2 separate regions of the Mus musculus genome follow, and region 2 is linked to region 1. Evidence: chromatin loops called from intact Hi-C (ENCODE). Cell type or tissue: heart. All regions are shown on one strand. Each heading gives the region's core, and the rest is flanking DNA. Links, peaks and the distances in the headings are about the cores only.

Region 1 (5,375 bases), core at 278-5,277:
TGGAACGATACAGTTCACATCTTTTGCTCTTGTAGTGTTTCTGTCTAGGTTTTATTTAATTTCTGCTGCCAAACACCAGTTATCTACTTCTTGTAGTGTTTCTGTCTAGTAGGTTTTATTTAATTTCTGCTGCCAAACACCAGTTATCTACTTCCTAGATTGAACTAATTTTCTTTTTTTGTTTTGTTTTGTCTTTTTGTTTGTTTGGTTTCTCTGTGTATCCTTGGCTGTCCTGGAACTCACTCTGTAGAGCAGGCTGGTCTCGAACTCAGAAATCCTCCTGCCTCTGCCTCTGCCTCTGCCTCTCAAGTGCTGGAATTAAAGGCGTGCACCACCGCGCCCGTCTCTTACAAAGCAGTGGCCAATAGGACCATGGTTCAGTCACTGAACTTAGATGGCCCGCCTGGAGTACAGCTGAGCTCTGATTAGCTGAGTTTGAGGGCGAGTCTCAGCCTGTCTGTAACGCCCAATCATGAACATGCAAAATACTGCCAGCTGCTTGGGTATGGCCAGACTGCTCCTGCTTTCTGTTTTACACAGACCCTGATTATATTTGGGTAGATGCCTGCAGTGTTTGTTTCAATGACTTCCAGAGTCAGAATACTCCAGAATGAAGTCTTTTTAATCCACCATATGAAGACACCTGTTTCCACCGTGAGCTCTGTGTGAATCGTGTTTCTGCAGACGAAGGAGAAGGCTGGCGTGTGAATGTTCTCACGCCATGGCCAGACGTTAGGGAGCCATTTGCACCTGGAGCAGGATATTCCATTGTCTGAACCGCCCTTGTGGGAGGCCTGAGTGAGTTTTTGCCTTCCAGAGCTATCTGAGGCCTCAGGTCAGACTGCATGTTCCCACGTCATGTCCAGCATGGAGAGGGGGCAGAGGAAGTCGAGGGGATCCCCTGGAGAACTTCCTTTTTCCTTTCCCCCAGCCTCCCCCATCTCCAGCCTCCTCTTCTCTTCTCGATCTTCTTGGCAGATGTTTGACAGGCTGAGCTTGCAAACAGTTCTCTCTCTCTCTCTGCTGCCAAGCCTGACCACCTGAGAGTCATCATGGTGACCCACATGGTTGTAGAAGAGAACCAATTCTCTGGGCCTCTCCACTTCTCCAAGACCACAATCTGTGTGACCAATCTAGTTCCTGTTTGACACTCCTCTCTCTCTCTCTCTCTCTCTCTCTCTCTCTCTCTCTCTCTCTCTCTCTCACCTGCTGCAGAATCACTTAACCTTTTTTTTTTTTTTGGTTTTTCGAGACAGGGTTTCTCTGTGTAGCTCTGGCTGTCCCTGGAACTCACTTTGTAGACCAGGCTGGCCTCGAACTCAGAAATCTGCCTGCCTCTGCCTCCCCAGTGCTGGGATTAAAGGTGTGTGTCACCACGCCCGGCTCACACAGGAGCTTTAATCAGTAGCCTAAACCAAAAATTCTTAGACCAGAAATAAAAGTGTTGAAAGCAAACTGACCTCCAAGGGCCAATGGGCCTTGGGCCATTTCTCCTCCTCTGTGGACCTTTAGGGTTGTTTCAGATACACACATCGGAATTCTTAGTGTGTGTCCCAGGGTGTGAGGTTGTTTTGCTTTGTTTTGTTTTGTTTTGTTTTGTTTGTTTCTGTTTGTTTTCCTGAAACCAAGGGTGGCAGCAGAGAATGGTAATTCTGGAATAACAGGAAGGTAGGACTGTAAGGGAAGATTTCCACTGTCTGTACCTCACTTAGGGCTGGGCCCCCCTTTCAAAGAGACCAAAGGGGCTTGTTTGTCATAATGGATCAATAGGTTATCGTGCTTGAATAAAAGCAGCAACTTATCAAACTTATGTGCCACAAGTTTTTAGTTTTTATAACAATACGGAGTAGATGTTATTACTAAGTTAAGGCTTGCCCCATGTCCTACAACCATATAGGAAAAGTCTAGGAAAATGTCTTGCTTATTGAATCTAATATTGTCTTTCTGGTTGCAATTATTTCTTTTAAAAATATTTATTGATTTTTTACTTATGTGTATGTTTTTATATTTTATGTGCACTTGAATGTATGTAGGTGGCTAAGGAGATCAGAAGAGGGTATGGGACCCTCTGGAGGTATAAGCACTATGTGGTTCTGGGAAAGTACTCAGGGCCACTGTAAGAACAACAGGTTCTCCTGACTACTGAGCCATCTCAAGTCTTGCTATGTCGCCTTGGCTGGACTTGACCTTGTGATCCTTCAGCCTCCTGCATGCGGAGATTTCAAGTATGTGCCTTCATGCCCAGCTGTGGCTTTCATTTGTCTGGAGGCAATATAACTGTCAGGAAAAAGTGGATTTCTGTCAGGAAGCAAGGGTTACATTTTTCATTTAAAACAGTAACCACCATGGTTACATGAAATGAACTCCTAGCTGAATAATGTCTACATTCTGGTCAGTTGAATAACTTCTCCCGGAAGCCACTATGAAAGCCAGCCGTTAGATCCTCTCACTCTCGGGGTGGTGGTGGTGGGGTGGGGTGGGATGGTGGGGGAGGATTGGTTGTGGGGGTAGAAAACGGAGTATGCTGACATTGTAAAGATGCCCAGCAGGTGGCAGTGTTTCCCATAGCAGCAGCAGAACCCATGGAATTCTCTCCACAGATGCCTAGAGATGAGAAGACAGATTTATGGAAGTAGACCATAGCACCTGCTTGCATTTTTGTGTGTGTGTGTGGGGGGGGATTGAACCCACAGCCTTGTGGATACTAGGTAAGTGCTCTACCACTGAAATACTCCCCTAGCCCTCAGTTTTATAATTTTGTCCATTTACACATAATTTTATAATTAATTAATTAGAGACATGGTCTTTCTACTTTCGCCATAGCTGTCCTGGAACTCACTATGTAAACTAGGCTGGCCTTGAACTCACAAACATCTACCTGTCCTAGAGGCTTGAGCTACCAAGCCAGAATACACATGATTTTTTTTTTTTTTTAACATTTTGGTTAAAAACAAATTAGGCCTTAGTGAAAATGACAGGGTCGGGAACAGGGGCCTCCTTCCTGCCTGCTGGATGCCCTCAGCTGCCTAAACTCCCATGTATGTGACCTTCTCCATAGATCTGTTCATCCAGATACACTTCAGTCCCACCCCAGTCACCTGCCCCATCAACTGCAGGTCGGTTCCCTGCTCCACTTCCAGTGCACATCCCAGGGCTGCTCCAGCCTGGGCCTGTCCATCTTTATTATGGGTCTCATGAAGGAACCAATCACATTTCTGGAGAAGATAGTCCTGTCAATGACTAACTCAAAGTGACAACTGCTTGCTGCGAGAAAGACATTGCAGACCAAGAGGGGCTTCACCAGCTCTTTGCCTGAGGTCCAAGAAAGCAGCTACTGTCCTAGGATGGGCGATATACTCTTTTAATTTTGAAGACAATCAGGTTTTAAAGAGCTTCCTACTGTAAATGTAAAATATAATAACAAGGTATTGAAATTGTGCATAATACCATGGGAACAAGGGAGTGAGTTAGGAGGCTCTATAACCATTATATTAATATGCTGAGAAACGTTGTGGTAATTTTTCTTTTCTTCTTCTTCTTCTTCTTCTCCTCCTCCTTCTTCTCCTCCTTCTCCTCCTCCTCCTCCTCCTCCTCCTCCTTCTTCTCCTCCTCCTCCTCCTTCTTCTTCTTCTTCTTCTTCTTTTTTTTTTTTCTGAGACAGGGTTTCTCTGTGTAGCCCTGGCTGTCCTGGAACTCACTTTGTAGACCAGGCTGGCCTCGAACTCAGAAATCTGCCTGCCTCTGCCTCCCAAGTGCTGGGATTAAAGGTGTGCACCACCAATGCCCTGCGGTAATTTTTCTAATACCTGCCCCCCCAAACAGCTTACGCGCAAACTCATACTAATTGATGACTTGCGTTTTGTTTGTTATCTTAGTTAAGGTTCTATTGCTGTGAACAGACACCATGACCAAGACAACTCTCACAGAGGAAAGCATTTAATTGCAGCTGGCTTACAGGTTCAGAGGTTCAGTCCACTATCCTCGTGGTAGGAAGCATGGCAGCACACAGGCAGGCATGGTGCTGGAGGAGCCGAGAGTTTCCAGGAAGAGAGCCGCACAGTCTGACTTGAGCTTCTGAAATAGCAAAGCCCACCCCCCAGTAACACACTTCCTCCAACAAGACCACAGCCACTCTAACAAGGCCACACCACCTAGTGCCACTCCCTAAGCACTCAAATATTTGAGCCTATGGGGGAGGGCAATCATTCAAACCAACTCATTTTCTGAGATAGGGTTTTTCTGTATAGCCCAGGCTAGCCTTGCGCTATCACCTTCCCTTCCTCCCCTCCCACACCAGCCCCATATTAATTTTAAAGTAAAATGTTTGCTTTCTAATCGGGTACCCTCAAACATCCCCTCTGTTACTGGACGAAGGAGTCAGCGTCAGGCTGAAGATGCTCTGAAATGCTGGGGCAAACGTTACTTTAGTAAGCCTCCCCTTTGTTTGCTACCAGATGGCTAGACTCAGGACTGTATCGATACACGTCTCCTTATATCAGACCATGTTATCAGTAGGCAGACAGAGCTAAATGTAGTTAACTCGTCCAAAGTCCCCATATTTATAAAGTTATCAGGAACCAACGGCTTGCTCTTTCTTCTTGGCCACACTGCAGTCACTGCCAGAACAAACCCATGTGATGGGCTTGGTTAAGTGACTAGTTAAGTAACTAGTTAGTGGAACTCTCCAAAGGCCCCTCAGTTTTGTCCAAGGTCTTTACTGAATCACAAGAACAGGATCGTGTGTTCTGTTCCCTGGAATTCTGGGCTTCTCAAATATCCTGTGTGAGCAATGCTGTACTTACAAGGATGCCTTAGTCTGTATCTACCCACAATCAGGACTAGTGTTTTGGTAAGAGGACTTCCAGCAGACTAGCAGGGACACTACTCAAGAGTGGGGTTGCGGCCAAGCATGGCATGCATGCTCAGCACAGCTAAACCCAGGTTTGGACTGAACCTCCTTGTTGTTCCCAGCATGCAGAATGCAGCCTTTTGCTTTGTATTGCCAATGGCTCCTGGCTCCTCCTGCAGGTTTGGCATTTCTCACGGACAAGGACCCACTAGCCCGTGCTGTAGTTCCACGTAGGGTAGGGAATGACAAGCATTAACACGCTGGTGTTCTGATGAGAACAGCAAACAAGCTCTGCACCGACTGCGGTGAGGCAGGGTGTCTGCTCTCAGGCCTGGCAGAAGGGCCCAGCCCATGGGATTTGGTTGCCATGGGACGGGTATGGCGCTTCGGAATACATTGGACTGGCATATTTTCTTTCCATTTAAATCAGGGTGCTCTGCGAGTCTCCACCCATTTTAGGAACAGGTTTCTGTGCTTTAGGGTAAGGGACAAGCTATTGAGAACAAGTAGGTCATTGCTCTGTTTC
Region 2 (5,375 bases), core at 72-5,071, 290 kb before region 1:
ACTCTGTTAATAACCTCCACAGGAAACTTTCCCTCATGGTGCCCAGTGTGCAATGGCCATCATTAAGACTCATTAAAAACCCCTTTCTAGATTAAAAAAAAAGGGGGGGTATGGGGGGGGCTTTTGGGATTCGGGATAGCATTTGAAATGTAAATGAAGAAAATACCTAATTAAAAAAAAGAGTATGAGGGTTGGTGAGATGGCTCAGTGGGTAAGAGCACCCGACTGCTCTTCTAAAGGTCTGGAGTTCACATCCCAGCAACCACATGGTGGCTCACAACCATCCGTTAACGAGATCTGACTCCCTCTTCTGGAGTGTCTGAAGATAGCTACAGTGTACTTACATATAATAAATAAATAAATTTTAAAAAAGAGTATGAACTAAAACAATATAGAAAAATAATAAAAGCAGAAACATAACAATAATTATAAGCAAACAGCAGAACCACCAGTTATGTAAAAAAACAAAAAACAAAAAAAAAACAAACAAAAAACCCCCACTTCTTATATTCCAGAAGCCTCTCTCCGACTTTTTGTTGTTGAGAGATTTACAGTTATTTCATGTATATCAATGCCTGCCTAGTACTCATGGAGACCAGACAGTTGGATCCCCAGAACTGGAGTTATAGACAGTTGCTAGCTGCCATGCCAGGAACTGAATCCAGGTCCTTTGCAAAAGCACCAATCACCGAGCAATCTCTCTGGCCCCTTATATAACCACTCTCGATCATACTCTGTCTAGCAGCCATCAACACAATGTCTTTAGAGTAACTTCTTGTTTTACCAACCAGGAAAGTCTTACTGTAATTTAGTCTGCTTCATTTAAAGCTGCACTTCATGTGTTCTTTCGCCAATACTGTCAGACTAAAGTCAGGCTGCTGTATCTGATTCTAGTGCTCCCATTGCTGTAATTCTGGGTTCTTTAACGTCTGCACTACTGACACTGGGGCATACAGACCTTCGGTTAGATGGCTGTCCTGTGCACTGCAGTATAATACTCGGTCTCTACCCACTAGATGCCAAGGAGCGCCTTCACTGTGACAATCAAGTGTCTCTAGATATTGCCAAACCGCTTCCACTTGAGAGCTGATACTCTAAATCTAATTCACACTCACAACCCTACTCTTTATATGAGTACACTGAAGCTGTCTTCAGACACACCAGAAGAGGGCATCAGATTCCATTACAGATGGTTGTGAGCCACCATGTGGTTGCTGGGAATTGAACTCAGGACTTTCAGAAGAGCAGTCAGTGCTCTTAACCGCTGAACCATCTCTCCAGCCCACAACCCTACTCTTAAGACATTTCCTTTTACGAACACGAGTTTTGCTCTGGCCTACGACAAATAATGATCTTACAAGCATTCTTATACACGTTGCCAGGAGATGAGAGCACGTGCATTTTTCCGGGATAAGCACTTCTGTGTCATTCCAGGGGACATTTAAATTTGATAATGAATGGTAATGACTTTATAAACCAAAGTGGTTGTACCATAATGAAAATTCCTCTAACATAACAATCTCAAAAGACTTACATATAACTCAAAAAAGAAGTTTTCTTTTTGTGGGGTTTTTGTTGTTTTTTCAAGACAGGGTTTCTCAGTGTAGCTCTAGCTGTCCTCAAACTAGCTCTATAGACCAGGCTGGCCTTGAACTTGGAGATCTGCTTGCCTCTGTCTCCCCAGTGCTGGGATTAGAGGTGTGTGCCCATCACTCACAAACTATTAAGAGAAAGAACTATGAGGATGTTTTCCCTCCCAGCCAACTCAAGGGTCCTTCATCTTGCTATTGTCCTGCAGATCCTTCCTCCTCTAAATCATCGTCCAAACCCACCTTATGTGGAAGGAGAACACCGCAGCCCCATTCCTGCTCAATCTTCCTTTTCACTACGTTTAAACAGCAGCCTGTCAATCCTATGCCCCCAAATTGCAAGCCCAGAAGCAGCCCCAGAGCCTTGGCAGTCACTCCTTCACAGAGCAGCCAAGCACTCTCTACACACATCAACGTGCAGTAGTGATTCCCTGAAAGAACAGTAAGAGCCAAGCCTCAAAACCTCCTAAGCCCGAGAGGCGCAAAGGCTTAAAATAAGAGCAGGGGGTATAGTTCTGTTGGCAGAGTGCTTGCCTGGTAGGGACACATGCTGGGGTCAGGCCTCAGTGCTAAGAAGGGAAGGGGAAAGGGAAGGCGCAAGGAAAAGAGAACGGGACGAGGCGGAGAGGGAGATCACAATCTAGTCTCGGCTCTCATACTTGGGCAGGTGATAGGTCCTCTCTGGGGACCAGTTCTGCCATCTTCAAACGTGGGTTAGAACCAGAGGCTGGAAGTGTAGCTCAGTCGGTGGCAAGCTTGCCTCCGCACCAAGCTCTCACTTCCATCCCTAACATTTTCTAAATTGAGCCCAGTGGCGCGCGCTTGTAATGCCAGCGTTCAAGAGGTATGTGGAAGGAGGATCAAAGTCAAACAAAATCCTCCTCGGGTACATAGAGAGTTCGAAACCAGCCTGGGCTACACAAAACCTGTCTCAAAAAAGGTGGATTTTAAAATGACCTCATACGTTCATTCAGCGACAGAATGAGGTAAAAAGAATTCCATCAAGTCGAGCTGGAGGATGAAGCCGGGATCGCGTCAGGGCCTCAGAGGCTGCTGTCAATTTGGGTGGGTAGGTAATTTTGAGGGTTCCCCGTTGTCCCCAGCAACAGAACCGGAAGGACCGCTGACGTCAGCCACCAGAGGGAACCTGCGGCCGGTACTCAGGGTCACTGGGGTGACAGGACTGCAGAGTGGGCCCCTGGCCTGTCTAGGAATATCGGTCGAACACCGAGCCTGCGAGAGGCTCTTCGCGCCCACTTGCTCACCCGATTGGGGTACTCCTTCTCCACACAGTCCCCACACATCGTCACGCAGTTTTCGGAGAACGACCCCAGCGACACCCGGAAGGCGAAACCTCGCGAGAGTTGAGATATCGATTTTGTCGCACACGATCTAAGGACTCCACAGCTGGCTAAAAGTCTCCGCCCATAGCAACGGTTGTTAGGCGGTCTCCGGGTAAGGAGGGTGCACCGAGGACTGGACTCAAAAATCTTCAGGTATTGAAAAGATCTGAGGACTCAAAGAAGTGTCGAAAAGAGGAAGAGGCTTTGAGCCTGAAAGAACTTCTAATAGGCGCCTTCTTGAATTCTGATTAAAAAAGAATTACAGAAGTACAGCAAAAAGGGGAATTGTTTCTTCTTGCCTCCATTTTTACCAGACTCAAAAAACCTGAAATGACAGTTTAAATACCATTTTGTGCTATAATAACAGATAAGAGATCAGACTTCAGAGAAGGAGTAAGCTGGTGTTTGGGAAGAGAAGCTTAGAGCGCTGTCGAGAACCTACTAAATTATTTAAATTAGATTCTTATCATACGCCTTGTACAAAAATCAATTCAAAAATGGATCAAAACCCATTATCTAAAACAGGAAACACTGAAACTTCCAGAAGAAAACATAGGGGATAGTTGTCAAGATATTGGGTTGGAGGGGCTGGAGAGATGGCTTAGCCATTAGGAACACTGAATGCTCTTCCAGAGGACCCAATTTCACTTCCCAGAACTCACATGGCAGCTCACAACTGTCTGTAACTCCAAGATCTGACACCCTAACACAAACACACATGCAGGCAATGTGCATAAAATAAAAGTAAATTTTTTAAAAAAGACACTGCTTTGGACAAGAACTTTTTAATTAGCACAGGAACACTAACACTAACAGAAACTAACCCTTAGTATCAACGGACTACACGAAAAGTTTCTATTCAGCAAAGGACACAATTAGCAGAAAAAAACAGTCCTCAGCATGGGAAACATCTTTACCAGCCATATTTCAAACAAGAGGCAAATATCCAGAATTTATAAGAATTGCAGAAACTAAATACCAAGGAAACAAAACTGCCAGTCAATAAATGGGCAAATGAATTGAATAGACACTTTTCAAAATTAAAAAAAAAAACAAAACATGGCCAATAAGTGTTCATTGTCCTCAAACATCAGGGAAGTGCAAATTAAAATTATTTTTTAGATACCCTCTCACCCCTGTCGGAATGGCTCTCATCAATAAATCTGATGACAAATGCTGGGAAGGATGTGGAGAGAAAGGAACTGTTAGTCACTGTTGGTGGGAGTGCAAATTAAAATACAGACATTGTAGAATCAGTTTGGTGACTACTCAAAAAGTTAAAACTAGAATCACCATATGAACCTGTTATTCTATTCCTGGGCATTTACCCAGAACACATAGGAATATTTACACCCCTGTGTTTATTCCTGATTTATTTACTCTACCAAGAATTAAGATCAACCTAGTTGTCTGTCAACAGATAAAAGTAAAATGAAAAATCTCTCTATATAAAAAATGGAGCTGGGCAGTGGTGCACATGACATTAGTACCAACACTCGGGAGGCAGAGGCTGGCCAAACTCTGTGCAGTTTAGGCCAACCTGGTCTATAGATAGAGTTCCAGGACAACCAGGGCTACACAGGAAAAAAAATACTATTCAGTTCTAAAGAAAAAAAATGAAATCACAAAATTTGTAGGAAAATGAGTGGACTTATAATATTAAGTAAGGTAATACACCCTCAGGAAGGAAAAAAAAGCTGTTCTCCATGATACCCAGAATGTAGTTGTTAGCATTCTAAGCTCCACCCCATAGTTACCTGGCAACAGCCAGGTGTGCCTGACTCACTATAAAAGGGGCTGCTTGCCCACCTCTTCACTCTCTTGCTCCTGTCTTCCTGCCCCTGCTCTGTCTTCTCGACCATTCTTCCCCTCTCTCTCCACATGCTCATGGCTGGTCTCTACCCCTCTACTTCTCTACTCTTTCTTTCTCTGCCTTTCTCTGCCTCTACTACCCTCTTGACTCCCCTCCCCATGCCCTGAATAAACTCTATTCTATACTATATGGTCCTGTGGCTGGTCCCTCAGGGGGAAGGGATGCCTCAGCCTGGGCCCACAGAGACACCCCTTTCTATGCCTCCATAGAACATACCCCACCTCTCTTTATCATTTTATAAACACATCAGTAGTCACTAGTATGTGTGTGTGGAAATAAATGTGTATGTGGGAATAGGATCATATAGAGAAAAGAGAAGAAGAAAGTGTAGCAGTTAATTAAGCCACTTTGCCTCCTGATAGGTCTCTCACTGCACCTGCCCAAGAGCTCTGGATTAGCCAATGAAAGACACACACACACACACACACACACACACACACACACACACGCATGTCAGCTAATTTTGATATGCTTTGACTAGCTCAGTGACTGAGCACTTCTAAACCTCCCCGTGGCTAGCACACACTCCCCTCCAGTATTCCTAGCTTAACACACAAATGTAAAATGCAA

Evidence for each region. A loop is a pair of places that touch in the nucleus more often than their neighbours do. Peaks named below come from ENCODE experiments on the same cell type or tissue, not always from the same donor. Only the 100,000 strongest peaks of a DNase experiment are listed, where the experiment ranks them.
Region 2: a loop joins it to region 1, with 2.1 times the contacts of the local background. A loop is called at or near these places in 1 of 42 quality-filtered maps.

What each region holds. Positions count from the first base shown.
Region 1 is chr12:76,469,425-76,474,799 of GRCm38, reverse strand. No RefSeq gene overlaps it. Among named protein-coding and RNA genes, the nearest start is that of Gm10451, 28 kb to the right of the region's middle. In heart, for the core only: a CTCF peak has its summit at 2,565 (motif pointing right); a DNase peak (open chromatin) is centred at 2,549.
Region 2 is chr12:76,763,118-76,768,492 of GRCm38, reverse strand. It overlaps Churc1 (churchill domain containing 1), which reads right to left and starts at 2,955. Exons shown (of 4, transcript NM_206534.2): 1 at 2,855-2,955. The coding sequence starts at 2,893. In heart, for the core only: a CTCF peak has its summit at 2,739 (motif pointing right); DNase peaks (open chromatin) are centred at 2,752 and 2,992; H3K4me3 peaks cover 1,818 bases; H3K27ac peaks cover 1,617 bases.